2 separate regions of the Homo sapiens genome follow, and region 2 is linked to region 1. A link is an interaction called in ENCODE POLR2A ChIA-PET data of the cell type or tissue named here. Cell type or tissue: GM12878. All regions are shown on one strand.

Region 1 (4,000 bases):
TCCTGAGATATTGAAGCTGGGACATCCAACTTCAGTAGTCATCAAAGAAATTCAAATTAACAAACAAAGTATTGGCATAATTTTAAAAAACCAATAACATGGGATATTAATAAGAATATAAGGAAAAGATGACCTCATATACTGCTGGTAGCATTATAAATCAGTATAATTTTTCTGGAAGGCCATTTAGCAAAACATATCAAAAGTTTTAAATATGCTCATGTAATTTTTCTCAGCAATTTCACATTTAGCACATTATATCCTAAGGAAATAAGCAGACAGGTGCACTGTGATTTATCCATGAGAATGCTCATTGCAGCACTGTTTAGTTGAAGACTGTGGACTAGATAAATACATCACTATGAAGGATAAGCCCACAGCCTTTGAAAGCAAATACATTGAAGAATAATGACTTGAAAAATGTTTTTGAACAATTGTTAAGAAATCTTGATTAAACAATTATATGCATATTCATCATAATTAATACTTCTTGTGTGCTTTACTAATTAACTCATATAATCCTTATAATAATAATAATCTTATGAGGCAGGTACTGTCCTTGTGGACTCAGAAGTTGCATCATGGAGAGGCAGCCTAACTTCCCTGTGGGCAGGTAGTGGGTGGCAGAGCTGGATTCCAACTACTGGTGCTCAGGAAATCTTAGAACACTGAGTCCAGTGCTTCCCAAGGTGTGGTCCCTGGACCAGCAGCCCCACATCACCTGGAACTTGTTAGAAGTGCCAAATCCCAGGCCTGGTCCCAGACCTCCTGATCAAAAGCTCTGGGGGTGGGGCCCAGCAATCTATGTTTGAGCAACCCTTCCAGGTGAATGTATGCTCAGTTTTGAGAGCCACTGTGCAATTGTAAGGGCCGAAGGGAAGCTTCTCCTCTGTCCTCTTAAGGTTTGCTGAAAACGAACTATAATAGACAGATTAGTAAAAGAAAAAGGCATATGAAATTGTATTTAACAAGGCCAGGCATGGTGGCTCATGCCTGTAATTCCACACTTTGGGAGGCCATGGTGAGAGGATCACTTGAAGCCGGAAGTTTGAGACTACCCTGGGTAACAAAACAAGATCCTGTCTCTACAAAAAATTTTTTTAAAAAATTAGCCAGGCATGGTGATATGTGTCCACAGTCCCAGCTACTTGGTAATCAGAGGCAGGAGGATCACTTGAACCCAGGAGTTTGAGGCTGCAGTTGAGCTATGATTGTGCCACTGCACTCCAGCCCAGGCAACAGAAGAACATCTTGCCTCTCAAAAAATAATAATAATAATAAAATAAATTATTTAATGTGAGTAACACAGGGGAATTATAGGAGAATGATTACCCAATAACCCTTATATGCCCTTCTTCATCGGGGAAGGGGAAATGGGAGGTATAGGAGTAAGTGACTTTTTAGGGGAAATGAGTGATCCTAAAGAACAACTGCCTGAGACAAAATTCTTCTGAGCTCTGGGGGAGGTGGCGGGAAGGTAAGGGGCAGACCTTCACTGTAAACAAAGATTGTCTTACTATGCAGATGAAGCGTCCCAGGTGATCTCTAGGAGCTGCTCTCAGAAAAACAAATGAAAGTCTGTCTGAGCACGGTGACTACATCTAGTCTCTTTTCCAGTGGTTAATCTTTCCTGGTTATTTGATGAGATTCCTAGGGACGGGGAGTTTTAAGAAATTGCATTTCTCTTGGAAAGAAGCTTTCTTAGGCAGATAAGAAAATTCCAGCGACAGCCCCTCCTGGTGCTTTGGGAAAGTAAGAGGATCAGAGAGACAGGGAGGCAGGGCAAGGTCAGAAAGAGACCTTGAAACCGCTTCTTCAGTTCAGCACGTCAAAGCGCCAGATTCTGGGGTATTATTTTCTGAGCCTGAATACAACACTATTGCATCTTTTCTCGAAATTTTGTAAAAAGAAAGTATATGTATGTATAAAAAAGTCTGATGGATTGGTCATTAAAATATTAACAGTGTCACTTCTGAATGGTGGGGTTCTGGGTGATTTTTTTATATATATTTTTTTGTTTTATAATTCCAAAAGGTACATAATGAACTTCTGCATCCAAAGTAAAAGAAAAAAATACATGTTCTTTAAAAAAAAAAAAAAAAGAAGAAGGGGCCAGGCACAGAGGCTCACGCCTGTTATCCCAGCACTTTTTGGGAGGCCAAGGTGGGTGAATCACTTGAGGTCAGGGGTTCAAGACCAGCCTGGCCAACATGGTGAAACCCCATCTCTATTAAAAATACAAAATTTAGCCAGGTGTGGTGGCACAGGCTTGTAATCCCAGCTACTTGGAAGGCTGAGGTGGGAGGATCGCTTGAACCAGGGAGGTGGAAACTACAGTGAGCTGAGATTGCACCACTGCACTCCCCTGGGAGACACAGTGAGGCTCTGTCTCAAAAAAAAAAAAAAAAAAAAGGAACTCCGCTTCAATACTCAGTGAGATGGTATATATTTTGGGTAGAAGGGAAGTAGAGAAGAAAATGGTTCCCCTAAATCATACAGCAACTCCAGCAGTTCTTCTTCAGTGTGAATGAATCACCAGGGGGTCTTGTGAAAATGCAGACTTGGCCGGGTGCGGAGGCTCACGCCTGTGATCCCAGCACTTTGGGAGGCCGAGGCGGGCGGATCACGAGGTCAGGAGATCGAGACCACGGTGAAACCCCGTCTCTACTAAAAATACAAAAAAATCAGCCGGGCGTGGTGGTGGGCGCCTGTAGTCCCAGCTACTCGGGAGGCTGAGGCAGGAGAATGGCATGAACCCAGGAGTCGGAGCTTGCGGTGAGCCGAGATCGCGCCACTGCACTCCAGCCTGGGCGACAGAGCGAGACTCCCTCTCAAAAAAAAAAAAAAAAAAAAAAAAAGAAAGAAAAAAAAAGAAAATGCAGACTCAGTGAGGCTTGCGGCTAAGATGCTGCACTCCCAACCAGCTCCCAGAGGATGCTGAAGATGCTGGTCTAGAGTCCACACTTTAAGAAACAAGAGACCAGAGAGACGGAGGCTCTTAATCTCCAGAATGCAAGCTTCACGAGGGGCCTGGTCCCATGATGTGTTTCCAGTGCTGAGAACGGAGCAAAGAATAGTTATCTAATAAATAGATGGAGGTGCGGCAAGCCTCCTCATTCCTGGGGACCCAGAAATGGGGGTTCTGGTCATGGTTCTGTATCTGCTGCCAGTAATACCTTTGGCAAGCTGCGGCCTCCCTGTGATGACAACTGTCACTGGGCAGGGTGACAGCTCTGGACCCTTCTTTCCCATGACCCAATATGCAAGACCGGTTCAGCCTGGGCCAGGGCTACCCAACATGTCAGTCTTGCACCAAACAAAAAGTACCAGGAACTTGGTAACACAGGTGTTCTGAGAAGCCCAAAGAAAGGAACTAGAGATGAAGAAATATCTAAGTTGAGGTTTCCGTAGAAACATTAACTCATCTGCATAGGCTGCATGCTGCATTTGGATTACAGGTTAGGCTCGTAAGCCTGAAATAAATTATATACTCTTCGTATTATTCAACACTGTACTGTATAATAATAAATTATACAGTTATAGGCCTCAGCCCAAGTTATAACAAATTATACCACAGTGTATAATTACCCTGCACTGCACCATATAATAATAAATTAGACAGCTACAAACCTAAGTTGTGACTCCAGAAAGAGGAGAATGAATGGGGGCTACTGATCCATTCCTCTGACCAGTCAGATAAGCCCGGAGCCTGAGAATGAAGAATTTAATTGCTTATTCCTTCCTTCCTCCCTCCCTCTCTTCCTTCCTTCCTCCTTCCCTCCCTCTCTCTTTTCCTTCCTTCCTCCCTCCCTCCCTTCCTTCCTTCCCCTCTTATTCCTTCCTCCTTCTCTCTCTCCCTCCCTCCCTTCCTTCTTCTTTTCCTTCCTTCCTTCCTTCCTTCCTTCCTTCCTTCCTTCCTTCCTTCCTTCCTTCCTTCCTTTCCTTCCTCCCTCCCTCCCTCCATCCCCCTCTCATATTTGAGTGCCTCCCTGGTTTTTGG
Region 2 (4,000 bases), 160 kb before region 1:
TGATCACAATCGGATAGCCCTCACTTCCCTTGTAATTATATAATTTATTTGCTTATATTACTCACAATCAAAGTAATACAGGTAGAACCAGTTTAGGGCAGATGTTTTTTGTTCTTTTCAAATCAGTTATTTCCCCTCTCATAATCCTCTATCTAGGTCATGGGCAGAGGCCCTCTATGTAAAAATACTGCACAATGAAGCATCAATCTGAAGCCCAAGTCAATCCAGATGCTAAAGACCCACAAAAAGGAGAGCAAGAAATGTGTACTACAGGTAGAACCAGAAAGGAAAAGATCAAAAAGCCATCCAATTCCTTTTGCAAAGGCCACATCAGAAAACACTGAAACTTCTGGTGGGGGAATAAAGGAAGAGGAATGATGGTTATTTTATATACAAAGTTAGTAACTATGGCAACCTAAGGAAAAAGAAAACAAGTCTGCAAAACAGACTATAATCTAAGTCCAGGTTATGAGAATCCAGGGAAAGAAAAAATGGTAAAAAAAGAACCCAAAGTTTGTGAGTGGTTGGGGGAGACTGGACCTTCGGACTGAGGAGCTGCTCTGAGGAAGGAGCTAGACTCAGGAGATGCTACAGGAGGGGCTGTTTGTTGAGAGGAAAATTCTGGACAGGAAGAAGTATTCTCAGAATCACACCCAGTAACAGTGGGTATGACAGAATGGAAAACTGGGAGTGCAGCTATTTGTCCCAGATACAAAAGTGTTATTATTTTTACGAGTCAAGGTCTCACTCTGTCACCCAGGCTGGAGTGCAGAGGTGTGACCATAGCTCACAGTAGCCTCCAACTCCTGTGCTCAAGTGGTCCTCCCGCCTTGGCTTCCCAACGTACTTCCAAAAGAAGTACTTTTGAGGCCGGGTGCAGTGGCCTCAATAGTCCCAGCTTCTCAATAGCACCTGGCCTCAAAAGTACTTCTTTGCGCAGGAAAGGCCCCTGGACTTCTTTCATGAGAAGCTGCAGCGTATGCTTTCACACACGAACTCCCGGGAGAAAACAAACATGTCAGAATTCTAGTCCTTTACTCCAAGCAGACTGTCTAACGGGGTCTCAGCTACCTCACGACCAGATGGAAGGAGGCGACGTGGATGATGCCAGGCACTCGGAGGCACTTGGTGAAGTAACAGGAAAAACACAGACCAGGAAACAAAGAGTTTGGGTTCAGACCCCAACTCTGACCACTGCCTCACTGGGTGGATTCTTTGTTTCAAGGAAAACACAGGGAGACTGAGGTGTGATGAAAAGATGGCTGGAACCCTGGGCAAGTCCCTGAAGCTCTCTGAGCCTCAGTCTTTTTGGTACCTCAGTCTTCACATCTATCAAATGAGAGAATGAAACTATACCACATGAGTACTGTGACTTAAGTCAGATAGGAACTACATTTGGCAGAATGTAAGATCTTTTTGGGGAAATGAACCACTGACCATCACTAACATCATCATTCCCACTCAACCCCAACCAAATCCTTGGAAGTCACCGATTTCAATAATCCCAGTGCTGTAGGCCGTAAGAGTAAGTTTTTACATGTTAGGCAAAAGATGAAATTTAGATCTTAGAATGAAAGTGTATTATTCCATCTAAGACATCACACTTCTTAGGCTGTAACAGCTGAAACCCATGTTCTAGGCAGACCAGGCTATTCCTATTTGAAGTGATCCCTCTCCCTAGGCCTGCTGCCCCCACAATCTCTGCAGGTACAATTGAAATGTGCACCTTAAGGCTAGCTGCAACACCAGTCTATCTTATACTCACTTGATTTCCCAGTAACTTCCCTCTTCTGACCAGCCAAGGCCCTAGTTTCATATTTTTATTTTAGTTTTTATTAAATTATACCAGATATTCTGGTTAGCAATCTATGGCTTAACTCTTCTACTTAACCCTGAGAAATGCTGGCACATTCTGCAGATGTTTTGAGGTCGGGGGACTAGATTTCTTACTCAGTCTTCCGGCCTCCCCAGGGAGACCTGCAGTCATTTCCAAGGTGCCTGTGCATTGAGGAAGGGAAAGTAATCAAACTTTAGGGGATTACTGAACACAAGTTCCAAAAAGACACTAATTCCCAAAGAACCAAACTGTCACTGTGGTCCACCAGTCAGAACAGGACTGATGGAGGGCAGGTGATCCATGGAGTTTCAGCTCAGGCCCATCTCACAGTGGGCTCCCGACCCACCCACAACTGCGGGTATTTCCCCAGTTTCAGGATATATAATTGGAATAGATATATGCAGCAACCACTAAAATCCCCACATGAAATTCAGTTTTTTGAGCTGAGAGGAACAAATAAAATTTACTTAAGTTTTATAATTCCCTTGTCTGGTATAATCTGACAGTTGTATAAGATTAATAAGAGTTACAAATTTAGCTTCCTTCCCAGAGAGGGAGAAAACAGGCAGGTTATTTGGAGATAGTAAGGATTTGAGGTAAATTAGCCTGTGAAAGCCTACTGGGTTCCAGGTACTATTTTAAAAGTTTATTATGTGAGCTATCTCATCTTACCAGGCACCGTTTTACAGGTGGGGCAACTAAGGCTGAGAAAGGCTTCAGAGTCTGCCCGAGGGCCCTTACCATGAGTAACTGGGGGGGATAGGAGAGAACCCCCACAGCAAGTCCTCCCCCCAGACCATGCTGTCTCCCAGCTCACAGAGGGCTAAAAAGTGTTCTTCCAAGAGAGGCAGGCCTGCCTTTGGGGACAGTTTTACTACCTTTCCCTCAAGTCTGACAGTCAGGTGACCATAATATAAATTATGTATTTCAAAACATATCCTATGCCACAGTCCACAGGGAGAGAAGATGCTTAAAGTAAACCCAAGAACAAAACCAAGCAGGTGTCTTGCATCTCATTAGTCATGGAAATTCATCAGTAGTGCTTAAGTTCCCAATAAAAACATGGCTTGCTTCGCTGAAAAACGTGAGGCCAGCAGGCTCAGCATAAAGACAAGCCAGTAGGAGCTTTGGAAAGACAGGCACTTCCTGTAAAGAAATACAAAATGCTCTAGATTTTTACAAGCCTATCCTTAAGCCTTCTCCAGAAGTTAGATTTCCAGGTTTTAGTCAACGCCACTTCAACAATTTCTGAGCACACATTGCTCTTGAGACAGAGGTGCGGTGAGCTGAGGGGCATCCCTGCCCTTACATAGGCTTCTGGTCATTAGAAGCAGAATGACTACAGCTGTGAGAACTAGGAAGCGGGCCCGGATCTGCCAGAAGAGTTGGGAGAGAAGCTGGGATGAGAGGAAGGCAGGCTGAGAATAACTGCGAGAGGCCCTGCAGCTGCGTCTCCCAGGATGAGGGGAGTGGGCACAGGAGCAGGTGGGTGTGCGCCAGGGACACGAGTAGTCTGGATAATCACAGAAGAGTTTCTGTAGATGTGCCGGAATGAGGCTGGATATCTTCTAAGGTGGATTTAGACTCCAAGAAATGGGAAGTGACTGAAAGTTCTTAATACATTTTATTTATTTACTTATTTTGAAACGGTCTAGCTCTGTTGCCCAGGCCAGAGTGCAGCCAATCACAGCTCACTGCTGCCTCTACCTTCTGGGCTCAAGGGAGCCTCCTGCCTCAGCCTCTCGAATAGAGTAGTGGGGATTACAACCATGCACCACCACGCCCGGCTATTCTTTTCTATTTTTAGTAGAGACAGGGTCTCCTTATGTTGCCCGGGCTGGTCTTGAACTTCTGGGCTCAGGCAATCCTTCCACCTCAGCCTCCTTAAGTACTGGGTAATTATAGGCATGAGCCACCACGCCTGGCCACTGACGTATTTTAGAGATGTGTCGCTTACAGAATCTACAAGTCACCAATTTTAAGGCATACCATTTAAGTAAGCCATATAGGCTGCTGACAACGCTATGGGCACACCATTGACTAAGTCAACCGCTGATTTCAGAGACGTTAAACTGTGAAAGAGCATATCTTGGACAATGAAACAAGTTCCTTATGGAGGCATGAGGGGTTGGCGATGGGAGACAGCCTAGTGGCCGACTGACT

What was found. ChIA-PET counts read pairs that join two places held together with the same protein. Peaks named below come from ENCODE experiments on the same cell type or tissue, not always from the same donor. Only the 100,000 strongest peaks of a DNase experiment are listed, where the experiment ranks them.
Region 2: POLR2A ChIA-PET joins it to region 1 with 5 read pairs; 6 of 35 experiments call an interaction of 5 or more read pairs at or near these places.

The regions. Positions count from the first base shown.
Region 1 is chr20:1,953,060-1,957,059 of GRCh38, reverse strand. All of the region lies in intron 2 of PDYN-AS1 (PDYN antisense RNA 1), which reads right to left. Among named protein-coding and RNA genes, the nearest start is that of PDYN-AS1, 7.8 kb to the right of the region's middle. RefSeq lists an enhancer at 2,458-2,547. In GM12878, no CTCF peak of the experiment used is centred here; a DNase peak (open chromatin) is centred at 2,379.
Region 2 is chr20:2,111,177-2,115,176 of GRCh38, reverse strand. The region is part of intron 2 of STK35 (serine/threonine kinase 35); the gene reads right to left. Among named protein-coding and RNA genes, the nearest start is that of STK35, 11 kb to the right of the region's middle. In GM12878, no CTCF peak of the experiment used is centred here; a DNase peak (open chromatin) is centred at 2,076; H3K27ac peaks cover 1,718 bases.